2 separate regions of the Homo sapiens genome follow, and region 1 is linked to region 2. A link is an interaction called in ENCODE POLR2A ChIA-PET data of the cell type or tissue named here. Cell type or tissue: Panc1. All regions are shown on one strand.

Region 1 (8,000 bases), 66 kb before region 2:
CCGGTCGCTCGCGCCTCGAGAGGCGCCGCAGGGAGCCCTCTGCCGGTCCCGCCCTTCGCTGTTAGCGCTTAGGATCTGGTGCCTTTTCACGTGGGGGCGGGTGGGCGGGAGGCGAGTCTGGGGTCTTCGGGCCGGGCCTCCGCTCTCTGGCAGTTTGCACCTTGCTCCACTCACTGGCCTGCGGTCTGTGTTCACTCCTCCTCCTCTCCCACGTCTCAGGAACCTGCAGCTGGCCCCCGAGCCCGCGCCCTCCCGGTTCTAGGAATTCACCACTTTCTTGCCTTTGTTTGGGTATCTTTTGTTTGGAGCCAGAGCCGGCTCCAAGGAGGAGCTGCCGGAGGGTGCTAGGCTTTTTGCAGAGGAAGTGAGGAGCAGAGTGATAGGGCGTGAAGTCAGAGGGAGCAGAGAAGGGGCCGAATCCAGCGGGGCCCGGATCATGCAGGGCCCGGAGCCTGTGGTGAGGACTCCGGGATTTATATTCACCAATTATGAGAAAGGACTTCTCGGCCGGGCGCGGTGGCTCACACCTGTAATCCCAGCACTTTGGGAGGCTGAGGCCGGCGGATCGCCTAAGGTCAGGAGTTCGGGACCACCCTGGACAACATGGTGAAACTTTGTCTCTACTAAAAATACAAAAATTAGCCAGGCGTGGTGGTACATGCCTGCAATCCCAGATACTTGGGAGGCTGAGGCAGGAGAATCGCTTGAACCCAGGAGGCGGAGGTTGCCGTGAGCCGAGATCGTGCCACTGTACTCCAGCCTGGGCAACAAGAGCGAAACTCCGTCAAAAAAAAAAAGAAGAAGAAGAAGAAGAAGAAAAGAAAAAAGCAAAGAAAGAAAAGAAAGAGGACTTATCAATGACCACAAATGACTAAGTCCTCAACCTCTCCAACAGCTCTAGAGCAAATGACACTTTAGCCTGTGCTGAGCCCCTACAAGGTGCTAGACCAAGTATTCTTGGGGATATATACAAATGTGAACAAGCCAGAGACCCTGCCTGGCAGGACTCACTGTCCAGGGGGAAGGCAAAACTGCAAAGATGAGCTGGGACGCCCCATGGGAAACGCTGGACAGAGTCAGCCACAAAGCCATCCCCTTGCAGCCTCCTCCTTGGCATGGCCTTATTTTCCTTGTTGGATCCCTAGTGTCCTACCCCATGCCAGGTCCCACCCCAGGAGGGTCCAGTTCACACTTCCAGAAAGTTTGGGCTGCACTGTCCCAGCGGCTGTGCCCTTCGTGCTCTCCCGCTCCCAGGACTCTCCCAGCACCGCGTGCCCATTTTCCCCAAGGTCCTTTCGGCCCTGGACCAGACCATGGTTAGTTATGGGTGCCCCTTCCCCTCGCTGTCCCACTCCACGCCCTGGCACTGATAGGACACTTCCATGTTATCTTTGCACCACCTGGACTCTTTGATCATATGTTGATACTGTCGGTGTTTCAGGACAGGAAGAGGCAGTGTCCCCACAGAGGTCAGTCACCGGAGTCAGTGGCTGCGGGAGGCCATGGGCAGCAGGGAGCTAGAGGAGCTGATCTCAGGATTGGAGACCGCCACCTCCTCCAGGAGGAGAAACACGCGGGGAAGAGCCCCCAGCCCCACCCCACCCCCGCACTGCCTTCAGCCTCTGCATTGACCCCTCCGCTTTTCCAGGATGGGCATCATGAGGCGTTGAGTGGTACCAATGTGGGCGGTGGGCTCTCCTCTTTCCGGTTTTAATTCTTGGTTCTTAAAAACTCCGTTCCAAATGAGGGAAATGAAACTACTGAACACTCTCCCCCAGCAGCCAGCTGACGTGGGGCAAGAGAACAATTCCCAGTTAAGGCCCCAAAGGAAATCCCCTCCCTGCCATGTGCTGAGGCTGGAGAAGTGGGGGCTGGAGAACTGGAGAAGTGGGGGCTAGGAGAAGTGGAGGCTGGAGAAGTCGGGGCTAGGAGAACTGGGGGCTGGAGAACTGGGGGCTGGAAAGGGGGGGCTGGGAGAAGTGGGGGCTGGAGAACTGGGGTCTGGAGAAGTGGGGGCTGAAGAAGTGGAGGCTGGAGAAGTGGGGACTGGGAGAAGTGGGGGCTAGAGAAGTGGGGGCTGGGAGAAGTGGGGACTGGGAGAAGTGGGGGCTAGAGAAGTGGGGGCTGGGAGAAGTGGGGTCTGGAGAAGTGGGGGCTAGAGAAGTGGAGGCTGGAGAAGTGGGGGCTGGAGAAGTGGGGGCTGGGAGAAGTTGGGGAGGCTCTATCTAGCTCACTGCTCCGCCACCAAGGTGAAGGGCCTGTCTGTGGCCAGCGGCTGAGAGCCCACAGCACAGCGGAGAACCCCAGAGGCAGGAGCAAGAGGACCATGATTTTGCCCGGGGTGAGCCGCCAGTTCCAGGTCCCCATGGCTCCACTGCTAGGTGCAATCCCTGTGCTCCTCTCTCACAGACCTGTCTGGAGTGGGGAGCAGCCCTGGCTCCTCCCATGGCTCCCTTGCACACCGAGTTGTGTCCCCTCTCACAGGCCAGCTGTAGCCCCCTCCCCTGGTCTTGAATAGGTTGCCATCTGGAAAAGCAGTCAGGGGTCGGGGTGGAGGGCAGAAGCCAAGGCTCCCTTTGATCTCCTTGGGAGGCTGAGAAGTCCCACAAGTGACAAACTCTTATGAAGCTTAGTTTAAGAAAGAAAAGAGATCCCCACACCCTCAGAGGGCAACAGCTAGAGAATTATACAAAGTGGGTTGACCGCCATCATTCCTTCCTTCCCTCTCTTCGTTTCTTTCCTCCTTCTTTCTTTTTTGTGGAGATGGAGTTTCGCTCTTATTGCCCAGGCTGGAGTGTAATGGCACGATCTCAGCTCACTGCAACTGCCACCTCCCGGGTTCCAGCAATTCTCCTGCCTCAACCTCCTGAGTAGTTGGGACTACAGGAATGCACCACCACGCCCAGCTAATTTTTTGTATTTTTAGTAGAGATGGGGTTTCACTATGTTGGCCAGGATGGTCTTGAATGCCTGACCTCAGGTGATCCACCCACCTTGGCCTCCCAAAGTGCTGGGATGACAGGCGTGAGCCACTGCGCCCGGCCTCCTCCTCCTTTCTTTGAGCAAATAGTCACCAAGCCCCTTTATGTGCATAAGATAGTATATTTTTTGGAATAACACATGACCCTGCCTCCAAAAGTTTGTAGTGGGCCAGGCATGGTGGCTCACGCCTGTAATCCCAGCACTTTGGGAGGCTGAAGCGGGCGGATCACCTGAGGTCAGGAGTTCAAGACCAGCCTGGCCAACATGGTGAAACCCCGTCTCTACTAAAAATACAAAAAATTAGCTGGAAGTGGTGGCGGGCGCCTGTAATCTCAGCTACTTGGGAGGCTGAGGCAGGAGAATTGCTTGAACCCAGGAGGCGGAGGTTGCAGTGAGCCGAGATGGCACCATTGCACTCCAGCCTGGGCAACGGGAGTGAAACTCTGTCTCAAAAGAAAAAAAAAGTCTGTAGTGTAGTTGTGGAAAAAAGGCAGAAGTCCAAAAAATTAAATCACAACACAAGAGATGTCATGAGGTCGGTGGATTATGGGAACGCTGGCACCATGTGTTCACAGGACAAGGTGGCAATTGCAGTGGGGAAGGCTTCATGGAGGAGGGGAGTCCAAGCCATGCCTTTGGGATGGGGAGGGTTGGGGTAGGCAGAAGAGGCCATTCCAAACAAGGGAACCCTCTGCCAGAGAGAGTAGAGAGTGGGGAGCGTTTGTTCTGTGTTTGGGAAAATCGTGATCAGCCCGGGCTGGGTGAACCCACCTGCAGGCCATGTGTGCAGTGATCATGAAGCATGGGCGGTAGTCGTGAAGAGAGGCTGGAGGCAGCTCAGGCCGAATGGACTTTCTCCTCCAGCCGGGAGCCGCCTGGGTTCTTGCTTTCACTTCGGATCAGAGACGCTGCTGCGCTGCTTGACACTAGACTTGCTTTATTCCTGTTGAGTGGAATACAGCAAACACCCCAATAGGTGGAGCAGGCTCAAAGCAAGAGGCACATGGCCCCCCAGAAATTCTCATGATCCTGTGGAGGGGTGAGCTTGGTCAGGGCAACCAGGCCTGGATGCACCAGGGTTGCATCTGAGAGGAAGCACCCTGGTCTCCTCTGCCTCGAAAAGCATAGTGAGGGGGGAGCCCAACCAAGTTGGAGGATGCTGAGCTGTGCAGTCGGGCTTCCAGCCGTGCTGGCACGTTCTCCTTTCAGCTGAAATCTGCATTGGTTTCAGCTGGACGTCCAGGCTTCCACCCACTGAGGCAGCGTGCTGCTAGCCTAGGGGAGGGCTGCTGGTGTTGCCAACCAACTGGCTTGTCTCTACACATCCATCAAGAGCACTGGGGCCGGGTGCAGTGGCTCACACCTGTAATTCCAGCACTTTGGGAGGCCAAGGTAGGCAGATTGCTTGAGCCCAGGAGTTTGAGATCAGCCTGGACAACATGGTGAGACCCCTGTCTCTACCAAAAATACAAAAGACATGGTGGTGTGTGCCTGTGGTCCCAGCTACTGAGGAGGCTGAGGTAGGAGGATCACCTGATCCCAAAGGTCGAGGCTGCAGTGAGCCTTGATTGCGTCACTGAACTCCAGCCTGGGCAACAGAGTGAGACCCTGTCTCAAAAAAAAAAAAAAAAAAAAAAAAAAAGAAAGAAAAAGAATTAAAAAGAAAAAAAAAAGACCATTGGTTTACTAGATTTTTTTTTTAGGGGTAGCAGCTGCCTTTCTCAAAAGAAATTCTATAGAGAATCTCCCAATGTATAAAACATATCAAAGTAGAATTCTTGGGATGTGGAGGGAATGGGGTACCTGGATCCCACCTGCCAGTCTTTAGGCATTCATGAGGAACCCTTGAACCTGCTGAACCCTGTAAAAGGGCTTTAAGCAGAGAGTGAGATGACCCAATACACATTTTAGAAAGATGCCCGTGGCAGCTAGGTGGAGTTGACATTGGACAGGGATGAGATTAGGGGCAGGGAGCGAGTTTCAGGAGGCTATGAAAGTGGTCCAGACATGAGCTGATGAGGTCTAGACCCAGGGCAACAGCCTAAGGATGAAAAGCAGGTTGGATTCCAGAAACATTTCTGAGTTAGAATCAGCAGGAATTGGGGGTCAATTAGATATGAAGGATGAAGTCTGTGAGGGCTGGACTGCCTGGGCTGAAACATACCGTAAAGTGTGACAGCCATACAGGAGAGAAACTGCTGGGACAAAGGATAAGAGTTGAGTTTGGGGCCAGGCACAGTGGCTCATGCCTGTAATCCCAGGACTCTGAGACTGAGGTGGGCGGATCACCTGAGGTCAGGAGTTTGAGACCACCCTGGCCAACATGGTGAAATCCCATCTCTACTAAAAACACAAAAATTAGCTGGGCGTGGTGGTGGGCGCCTGTAATTCCAGCTACTTGGGAGGTTGAGGCAGGAGAATCACTTGAACCTGGGAGGCAGAGGTTGCAGTGAGCTGAGATTGCGCCACTGCTCCAGCCTGGGTGACAGAGCAAGACTGTCTCAAAAAAAAAGAGAGAGAGTTGAGTTTGGGATACATCATGTTATGGTGACTCTGGGACATGTAGCAGTTGATTGACCAGTAGACAGTTAAAAATGCAAGTCTGGATCTTCTCTCGTGGAAGAGAATGTTGGAGCTAGAAATTAAAATTGGGGAGTTACCAACTGATTGGTAGACACAAAAGACATGAAGTAGAGAATGTGCATACAAGAGAGAAAGAGGCCTGAATCAAGCACCTGGGTTTGCAACAATTTGATCTTTATTTAGCTTTTTCATTGGTGTGATTGTTATTACCATTATGAGATAATATTTTATTTTTAAAATTATTTTTATTTTTTTAAAGACGGAGTCACACTCTATCACACAGGCTGAAGTGCAATGGCGTGATCTTGGCTCACTGCAGCCTCAACCTCCCTGTGCTCAGGTGATCCTCCCACCTCAGCCTCCCAAATAGCTGGGACTACAGGTGCGTGCCACCAGGTCTGGCTAAGTTTTAAATTTTTTGTACATATGGAGTCTCAGTATGTTGCCCAGGCTGGTCTTGCACTCAGGCGGTCCACCTGCCTTGGTCTGCCAAAATGCTAGGATTACAAGCCTGAGCCTCTGTGCCCGGCCATGAGTGAATATTGTAGAAAGCAGAGACAATGTGCCAGATGTTTGGAGTGAAAAGGACTTGGCTCCTGTTCTCTTAGGATGGACAATGCTACACACAATCCCAAATCACAGGCTATAAGAGAGGTGACCCAATCCTGCAGGACAGTTCAACGTTTCAGATTTGAAGGGGAGTGAGAGAGATCAGAACTGGAGGCCCCTTGTCTGAGCCCCCGACTATGGTGGTCCACGTCACTCCACACGCAGCAGGCACTGTAAATATTTCACCTTCTCTAGACGACAGTAGTTCCTCGAGAACAGGAGCGCTGGGGTAATGCATATGAAGCTCTTAGCACAGTGTCTGGCGCTGCTTCAATGATGGCTATATGATCAATTATTCTTACTCCTTTGAATTCTTGGCAAGAGCTGGCAGGGAACTTTGTACACATCAGGTACAAAAAAACCCATCCGCGCAGTCTAAGATCAAGAAGCTCTTGGCACTCTCTGACAGTCCTCGACAAAGCAATTCCCCTTCTTTCTAACACAGGGTCCGTAAAGGAGATGATCCACAAGGACCGGCTGAGTGGATAAGAAGACAGACTGGCTGAGCGGCTGACCCTGCCAGACGACAGGCTGTGCCTCTTTACCACGGTGCTGCCGTTCCCAAAGTCGGCCTCAGCTTGGTCCTTGGCTGGAAGCTCGTAGCAAAGTTTCTGGGTCAGCAGACCTCATAGGCAAGGGGCCCCTAGCTGGCCGCCCCCAGCCCTGCCAAGGCACCAACGCAAGAAAGCCGGGGGAGCCTCGGTCGCATTGCTGGAAGATCGTCTAAACATCCCCGCTGCTCGGCCGCTAGGCCGGCAGGTGTTCGGGCCCCGCTCCCCCGGCCCGCCCCACCCCCGCGCCCGCGCCGCGCTTCCCTCTAAGAGGCCGGGTCTGAGTGAGCCTGTGCTGAGTCGCCGAGCAGCCCGCTCTCCATGTGACTTCAGTTTCCGTCCGTTCCTTCCGCTGGTGCTAAAATAATCTGATGCCCCACAGCAAGGAGGTAGCCCAGCCCCGCGTTCGGCTGCTCTCGAGGAGGCCGGAGCCCCCGGAGACGATGCGCCCCGCGCAGCCGCCTGCGCCTGCGGGAGCCGTGAGTATTTCCCGCGTGGGGGCGTCCCCGGGGCACAGCCGGGGCCCTTCTCCAGGTGGGCGAGCTCGAGCGAGGTTGGGTGGTAGGAGGTCAGCGTCCGCGGCCCGCAGCTCAGGGCTCACGAGGAAGCTGTGGCTTGCTGCGTCCAAGCGCCGCCGCTTTTGTGCTGGGCGTGGGGGCTGCAGCTCTGGGTGGAGGTGGAAATACCTCCCTCCAGGAGCACTTAGAGCTGAGAAAGGTGGTGCGACGTAGTGGAAACCACGAGGGCTTCAGATTCAGACGTGGGTTTGAGTCCTGGCTCTGCAGGGAGCATGTGAGCAGACAGTTAAGGTTTCTGAGCCTCAGTTTTCTCATCTGCAAAATGGGAACAGAGATGCTCCCTCCCTGGGCTGGGCGACTGGATATGATGAGACCGCTCTGTGCACACTCAGCATGCTGAGCACTGGGCTCTCCTTTCCTGTCCCACAACGTGGATTGAGAACCACTATCTCATAGATGAAGACACTAAGACTGGTTAACAGCAACACCTATCACAGATGCCGTCCACGTGCCAGGCCTGTCCAAGGCCCTGGGGATACAGCTGTGAAAATGTGCAAAGCCCCTTCTCCCACAGAACGTTTGTCCTTGGGAGATTCACTGGGGCTCTGTGACTTGGATCTTAGCCTAGACTTAGATCCATGGCTTATCAGAGGGAGACTAACAGGAGGGCGACGAAGACTCGGACGCTCTTCCGTAGCCCTCGTGGCCCCTGCATGTGGGCCGGCTTCTGAAGGGGTCAGCGTACTTCCCCACGTAC
Region 2 (8,000 bases):
GCATGGTGGCACATGCCTGTAATCCCAGCTACTCGGGAGGCCGAGGCAGGAGAATTGCTTGAACCCTGGAGGCAGAGGTTGCAGTGAGCTGAGGTCATGCCATTGCACTCTAGCCTGGGCAACAAGAGTGAAACTCCGTCTCAAAAAAAAAAAAATTTTGAGTTAAATGAATTTTGAGGATTATATATAATGAGGTTTAATGTATCCATTCTATTTCTATTGTTCATTATTAGAAATAACAGATACCTCTAAGTTTCCTGAGGGCAGAGAAGGCCTCTGGCCAAAAATGTGAAAATTATCTAGTATCCAGTATATAATATCAGGAAAGAGGGAGAATGGAATCAAGAAATATTTAATAGTAGTGATGACAGATGTCTTGGCTGTGGCTAAAATTTGCTTCTCAGTAGAGAGGCATATGGCAATCTTACTGGCCCAACTACACAAGGCTACAGTTAGGCCACGGAGGGGAGAAGAAGGCAGCCTTAAAAGGTTCCTGGATTAGGCGTCCACGTTTAAGTTAGGCCCAAGGAACATTCATTCCATTTGAAGACTGCCCTATCTGTCTTGAGCATGTACCACCATTTTTTTCCTTTTGGTGGACCATGTGTATATACATATATGTGTGTGTGGAAATTTTTTTTCCATTTTTTTACAAATGGAAAATATATATATTTTTAAATCTAACCTTCCTAATCTTTTTAATTTTATTTTATTTTATTTGAGATGGAGTTTCGCTCTTGTTACCCAGGCTGGAGTGCAATGGCGCAATCTCGGCTCACTGCAACCTCCGCCTCCCAAGTTCAAGTGAGTCTCCTGCCTCAGCTTCCCGAGTAGCTGGGATTACAGGCACCTGCCACCACGCCCAGCTAATTTTTTGTATTTTTAGTAGAGATGGGGTTTCTCCATGTTGGTCAGGCTGGTCTCGAACTCCTGACTTCAGGTGATCCCCTTGCCTCGGCCTCCCAAAGTGCCAGGATTACAGGCGTGAGCCACCGCGCCCAGCCTAACCTTCCTAATCTTTTATCACTTCTCTTCTCTGTACTTCTTCTTCCCTTTTTCCTATCTACTATAGGAATTAGCTACTATATATTATCTACTATATATATATTATCTACTATAATTCCATCTTTTTACATTTTCTTCTTCAAATTGTTGGTGCAGTTGCCAATACCATAGTAAGCATTTTGTACCCACCCAAGTGACTTTAGGATCTGGCTGATTTTATTCTCCATTTTGCCACTCATCAATGTTCCCAGGATCTTTCAACATCTGAGCTGTTGCTCCTTTAGACTCCTCGATTTCACAGGACTCTGTAACTTTCTTGATTTCCTGTACTTCCCTCTCTATCTGTCTTGGTTTGGAATGTGAAGAGGCCGGATCTGATTAGCACCAGGGCTTCTAAACTTCTGAGATCTCTTTACTCAGCATTCCCCTTCTATGACCCAATTGCTTTACCTATTTTCTCCCAAGCAAACCTGCCACAAGTTGCTAGAACTGCCCTGTGCAACGAGTCAGCCCCTGTCATTTTACACGCTGTCTGCTGGCTCCACAGGACTCTATCCAGCCTTAGATTCCAAGCTCCACTGCTTTGCGCTGCCCTTGCCAGCTTCCCGGCCTTCCTCAGTCCCTGATGCCTGCTCTGTCCACTGTATCAGTCTCTTCCCGGAGGTCTCCCGGCCTATTCTTGAGAGACAGTTGGTCCACATTGTGTCCAGAGATGGGAGAGGCTAATGGAAGAGGCTTATTCCCTTGTTAATGGAATTTTTTGCTGCAAGAAACAGAAAAATACCAATTTAAATTGTTTTTTATCTTTATTATCTTTATTTATTTATTTATTTGGACAGAGTCTTGCTCTGTCTCCAGGCTGGACTGCAATGGTGCAATCTGGGCTCACTGCGACCTCTGCCTCCCAGGTTCAAGCGATTCTCCTGCCTCAGCCTCCTGAGTAGCTGGGACTACAGGCATGCTCCACCATGCCCGGCCAATTTTTGTATTTTTAGTAGAGATGGGGTTTCACCATGTTGGCCAAGCTGATCTCGAACTCTTGACCTCAGGTGATCCGCCTGCTTTGGCCTCCCACAGTGCTGAGATTACAGGTGTGAGCCACTGTGTCCAGCCTAAATTGGTTTTTGAAATGTGAAATTTGGCCGGGTGCAGTGGCTCATGCCTATAATCCCAGCGCTTTGGGAGGCCAAGGCGGGCAGATCACAAGGTCAGGAGTCTGAGACCAGCCTGGCCAACATGGTGAAATCCCATCTCTACTAAAAATACAAAAATTTCTGGGCGTGGTGGCGGGCGCCTGTAGTCCCAGCTACTCGGGAGGCTGAGGCAGGAGAATCGCTTGAACCCGGGAGGTGGAGGTTGCAGTGAACCGAGATCGCACCACTGCACTCCAGCCTGGGAGACAGAGCAAGACTCTGTCTCAATCAATCAATCAATCAATCAATAAAATGGGAAATTTGTTAATTCATATAACGAGGTAGGGCAGCCTCCATGTGCAGCATATCAGGGTTCTGTATCCTTCTTTCTGTGATTCTCTTTGTTCTGCCCTCATTAATGATGACTGTCATCCTCAGGCTGGCAACAAAACGACCACAGTATTTCCCAATATCACATTCAGACACAACCACGTCTAGAGAAGCAGAGAGGCCTTTTCTTTTCTCCCACAAATATAGAACACCTTTCTACAGTTGATCTCAGCCGAAAGGCAGAGAAGAAATCTAGAACATCTTTCTCACAAGTCCTCATAGATGCTGCTTTCACATCTCATTGGTCAGAAACAGGTAATGTGCCCATCTCTAAACAAATCACAGACAATGGAATGGGATCACTGGTATTTCTTTATTATTCATTTTTAAATTTTATTCTTTATTTATTTCTTTTTCTTTTCTTTTTTTTTTTTTGAGAGAGAGTTTCACTCTTGTTGCCCAGGCTGGAATGCAATGGCACGATCTCGGCTCACTGCAACCTCTGCCTTCCAGGTTCAAACGATTCTCCTGTCTCAGCCTCCCAAGTAGCTGGGATTACAGGCATGTGCCACCATGCCTGGCTAATTTTGTATTTTTAGTAGAGACGGGGTTTCTCCATGTTGGTCAGGCTGGTCTCAAACTCCCAACCTCAGGTGATCTGCCCACCTCAGCCTCCCAAAGTGCTGGGATTATAGGCATGAGCCACTGCACCTGGCCTATTCTTTATTTCTTTTAGAGACAGCGTCATTCTGTCTCTCACCCAGCCTGGAGTGCAGTGGAATAATCATAGCTCACTGCGGCCTTGAACTCCTGGCTCAAGCAATCCTCCTGCCCCAGCCTCCCAAGTAGTTGGAACTACAGGTGTGCTAATTTTTTAAAATTTCTGTAGAGATGGGCAGGGAGCACTCTCACTATATTGCCCAGGCTGGTCTTGAACTCCAGGCCTCAAGCAATCCTCTCACCTCGGCTTCTCAAAGTGCTGGGATTACAGGCATGAGCACACCGTGCCCAGAGATTTATTTAGATCAGTCAGGATTTGCCTCCGGATCTGAGACTTGTGTGGGAGGCTTATACTTGAACAACAAAATTGGACTTCTGCAGGCAATAAAGAAGGAGATTAAGGATGTTGAGTAGGTAATCAGCAGTATCTGCTATAGTGTGAAATGGTGGACCATTGAGAGGAAGACTTTATAAACACTTTTCAGCTTGAAGGTCGCTAATTTAACCATTAACGGTCTCTTCTTGTAAATTTGACCATGGGAAGTTCTTTTGTTAGTTTGTCGGTTGTTTTTTCAGGGGAGATGGTGAGGATGGGGGAGATTCTTTTTAATTTCTAACTCCTGGCCGGGTGCAATGGCTCACGCCTGGAATCCCAGCACTTTGGGAGGCCGAGGTGGGCGGATCACAAGGTCAGGAGTTTGAGACCATCCTGACGAACATGAAACCACGTCTCTACTAAAAATAAAAAATTAGCTGGGTGCGGTGGCTCACGCCTGGAATCCCAGCACTTTGGGAAGCCGAGGCGGGCGAATCACTTGAGGTCAGGAGTTCAAGACCAGCCTGACCAACATGGTGAAACCACATCTCTACTAAAAATACAAAAATTAGCCAGGCATGGTGGCGGGTGCCTGTAATCCCAGCTACTCGGGAGGCTGAGGCAGGAGAATCACTGAACCTGGGAGGTGGAGGTTGCAGTGAGCCAAGATCTCACCACTGTACTCCAGCCTGGGCGACAAAGTTAGATTCCATCTCAAAAAAAAAAAAAAAAAAAAAAGTAACTCCTGGATTATCCATTTTTGTTTGACATCCCCAGAATATACTTTCTCCATCTATGTTGAACATATCCAACCTTAGCCTTGCATCTGAAAAAAGGTCCTCTGCTCACCTGCTCTTTTCACCCTAACTACTCCCTCTCTCCTATGCTTCTTCCCATCTCGCTCTAATCCCATGGCTCTGCTTGCGCCATTTAGGGGAACACAGAAATCGTTAACCTCAACCTGCTGTCGGCATCATAAACTGACCTGACCATAACTACATCAGTCTTTTGTCTTGTTCTTCCTTCTCCTTGAAAGCTGTCTGTTTCCAGACATCCTGAGGAGTTTCCACAGAGTAAATACTCAAAAGTGTTTACTGAATAAATGCATTTATTCTGTCCCTTCTCCAGCCTTTTTCAACCTCCACCTTTGTGTGGGCGCAAGGAATTTTTACATGTATTTTTGGTCCCCCTTGCTCAGTCTTCAAACAATGGTCTGCAGACATTTGTTTTCTATTTTTTAACAGCTTTATCGAGACATAATTTATATAGCTCAGTATATACCATAACATTTACCTGTTTTTAAGTGCACAAATCAATTCAGTGAATTTATAGAATTGTGAAAACAAGACACAATCCAGTTTTAAAGTGTTTGCATCAACCTCCAAAAAATCATCTCCCATCCCCAGCCCCAGGCAGCCATAATCAATTCCCATCCCCAGACCCAGGCAGCCATAATCAATTCCCATCCTCAGCCCCAGGCAGCCATAATCAATTCCCATCCCCAGCCCCAGGCAGCCATAATCAATTCCCATCCCCAGCCCCAGGCAGCCATAATCAATTCCCATCCGCAGCCCCAGGCAGCCATAATCAATTCCCATCCCCAGCCCCAGGCAGCCATAATCAATTCCCATCCGCAGCCCCAGGCAGCCATAATCAATTCCCATCCCCCGCCCCAGGCAGCCATAATCAATTCCCATCCCCAGCCCCAGGCAGCCATAATCAATTCTCATCCCCAGCCCCAGGCAGCCATAATCAATTCCCATCCGCAGCCCCAGGCAGCCCTCATCTGCTTTCTGTCTCTATAGAGCTGCTTTAAAAAAAAATATTTCATGGCCGGGTGCAGTGGCTCATGCCCGTAATCCCAGCACCTTGGGAGGCCAAGGCGGGTGGATCACCTGAGGTCAGGAGTTTGAGACCAGCCTGGCCAACATGGCGAAACCTCATCTCTACTAAAAATACAAAAATTAGCCAGGCGTGGTGGCGGGCGCCTGCAGTCCCAGCTACTGGAGAGGCTGAGGCAGGAGAATCGCTTGAATCTGGGAGGCAGAGGTTGCAGTGAGCCAAGATCACATCACTACACTCCAGCCCGGGCAACAGAGTGAGTCTCCATCTCAAAAAAAAAAAAAAAAGAAAAGAAAAATCTTGTGGGGAATGCCTTTCTACGTATGACAAAAGGTGCAGATGTGTAGAGAAAAATATTCATAAATTTTACCACATTAAACAATTCTACCAGGAAAAAATATCAAATTTTTTTAAATGACAAGGTGGAAATATTTGCAACTTATTTCATAGACTAAGGACTAATTTCCTTGATAAACAACTTTTATAAATCTGTAAGAAAAAGACCAGCAACCCAATAAAAAAATGAACAAAGGACTTAAGTTATTTCATAAAAAATGGGTCTTGGCCGTGTGCGGTGGCTCACGCCTGTAATCCTAGCACTTTGGGAGGCCGAGGTGGGCGGATCATGAGGTCAAGAAATCAAGACCATCCTGGCCAACATGGTGAAGCCCTGTCTCTACTAAAAATACAAAAATTAGCCTGGCATGGTGGTGCATGCCTGTAGTCCCAGCTACTCAGGAGGCTGAGGTGGGAGAATTGCTTGAACCCAGGAGGGCTGCAGTGAGCTGAGAGGTTGCAGTGAGGTTGCAGTGAGCTGAGATCGCACCACTGCACTCTGGCCTGGCGACAGAGCGAGACTCAGTCTAAAAAAAAAAAAAAAATGGTTCTTAAATATATGATACTCAGACCCCCTCAAAATAAGAGAAATGCAAATCAAAACTATAAGATACCATTTTTATATTAGAATATTGGCAAAACTCAAAAAGTTTGATAACATTCTCCATTGATGAGTATATGGGGGAAATGGGTACTCAAATGTATTGCTGATAGTTTAAGTTGGTACAACCTTCGTGGTAAGTACTACGCATTGGTAAAATGCACTCCAACCTCATCTCCTACCATTTCTTCTCTTGCACAATTTGTATTAGCCACATTGGCCTCCTGCTCCTCCTCAAACATGCAAGGCACACTCCAGCCCCAGGGCTAATACACTTACCTTTCCCCGCTAATCCTGAAATGCATACCAATTTTTCCTTGCCTCCTTCAGGCCTTTGCTCATCATGTGATCTAAAACAGTGGCTCCCATCCCCTCTATCATTCTCCTTTTCATCCCATTTTGAGCACTTACCATCTGATGACACTATTCTATGCATTTATGTCTCTGCTCTCCAACTGTAAACCCAGGACTTTGCTGTATATACTGCTGTAACCCCAAACTCCAGAACAGTACAGGCTTAGAATGTAGTAAGTGCTTATTAACTACAAATAATGAATGAATGAACGTCTATTGGTGACAACTTAGTATCTATTAAAACTTAGAATGCACATACTTAGTAATTCCCCTTTAGGCATTTATCTAATAGATATCCTTGCATATGTGCAAAACAGAGAATGTACAAGGTTATTTGTTGTAGCACTGTTTGTAGTCATGAAAGGAGAAAACAACCCAAGGATAAATTTTTTTTTTTTTTTTTGAGACAGAGTTTCACTCTTGTTGCCCAGGCTGGAGTGCAATAATGGCATGACCTCGGCTCACCACAACCTCCACCTCCCGGGTTCAAGCGATTCTCCTGCCTCAGCCTCCGGAGTAGCTGGGATTACAGGCATGCACCACCACACCCGGCTAATTTTGTATTTTTAGTAGAGACGGGGTTTCTTCATGTTGGTCAGGCTGGTCTTGAACTCCCAACCTCACGTGATCTGCCCGCCTCAGCCTCTCAAAGTGCTGGGATTACAGGCATGAGCCACTGCGCCCAGCAACCCAAGGACAAATTTTAAAATAAGTTACCTATAGCCAGGCACAGTGGCTCACATCTGTAATCCTAGCACTTTGGTAGGCTGAGGTGGGTGGATCACTTGAGCCCAGGAGTTCCAGACAAGCCTAGGCAACATGGTGAAACCCTGTCTCTACAAAAAATACAAAAATTAGCCAGGTGTGGTGGTGGGCACCTGTACTCACAGCTACTTGGGAGGCTGAGAGGGGAGGCTCACTTGAGCCCAGGAGGTTGAGGCTTTGGTGAGCTGTGATCATGCCACTGCACTCCAGCCTGGGTGACAGAGTGAGACCCTGTCTCAAATAAAAAATAAACTACCTATATCTATACAATAAAGAATAAAGGAATACTATGTAGATATGGAAAGATCTCTAATTCAGAAAATTATTTGGCTCCCTTTGGCTACTGTATGTATGAGATCTGACTATTTCAAAACTCTGGTGATATCACTACAAGAATGAGCTCCCTTTTAATGAAGTGCTTAATGGTAAGGAGAGTGGAAGTGAACAGGTAGAAACACTGAGTAATTATTTTCAGTTTTATTTAATAAACATCAATTTCCTTGTAGAAAACATAGAATTTCTACCAACTAAACAATATTGTAATAAGGATAAATGTATCAAATCACAGATAATGTTGTTAAACGAAGATGCTGTCTTG

What was found. Peaks named below come from ENCODE experiments on the same cell type or tissue, not always from the same donor. Only the 100,000 strongest peaks of a DNase experiment are listed, where the experiment ranks them.
Region 1: POLR2A ChIA-PET joins it to region 2 with 10 read pairs; 9 of 35 experiments call an interaction of 5 or more read pairs at or near these places.

Annotation. Positions count from the first base shown.
Region 1 is chr3:196,632,672-196,640,671 of GRCh38, forward strand. It overlaps NRROS (negative regulator of reactive oxygen species), which reads left to right and starts at 7,023. Exons shown (of 3, transcript NM_198565.3): 1 at 7,023-7,204. RefSeq lists enhancers at 1-338, 2,399-2,936, 7,660-7,779 and silencers at 6,660-7,089, 7,110-7,209. In Panc1, no CTCF peak of the experiment used is centred here; no DNase peak of the experiment used is centred here; H3K4me3 peaks cover 3,364 bases; H3K27ac peaks cover 4,430 bases.
Region 2 is chr3:196,698,413-196,706,412 of GRCh38, forward strand. CEP19 (centrosomal protein 19) reads right to left here. Exons shown (of 3, transcript NM_032898.5): 3 at 7,865-8,000. Among named protein-coding and RNA genes, the nearest start is that of CEP19, 9.8 kb to the right of the region's middle. In Panc1, no CTCF peak of the experiment used is centred here; no DNase peak of the experiment used is centred here.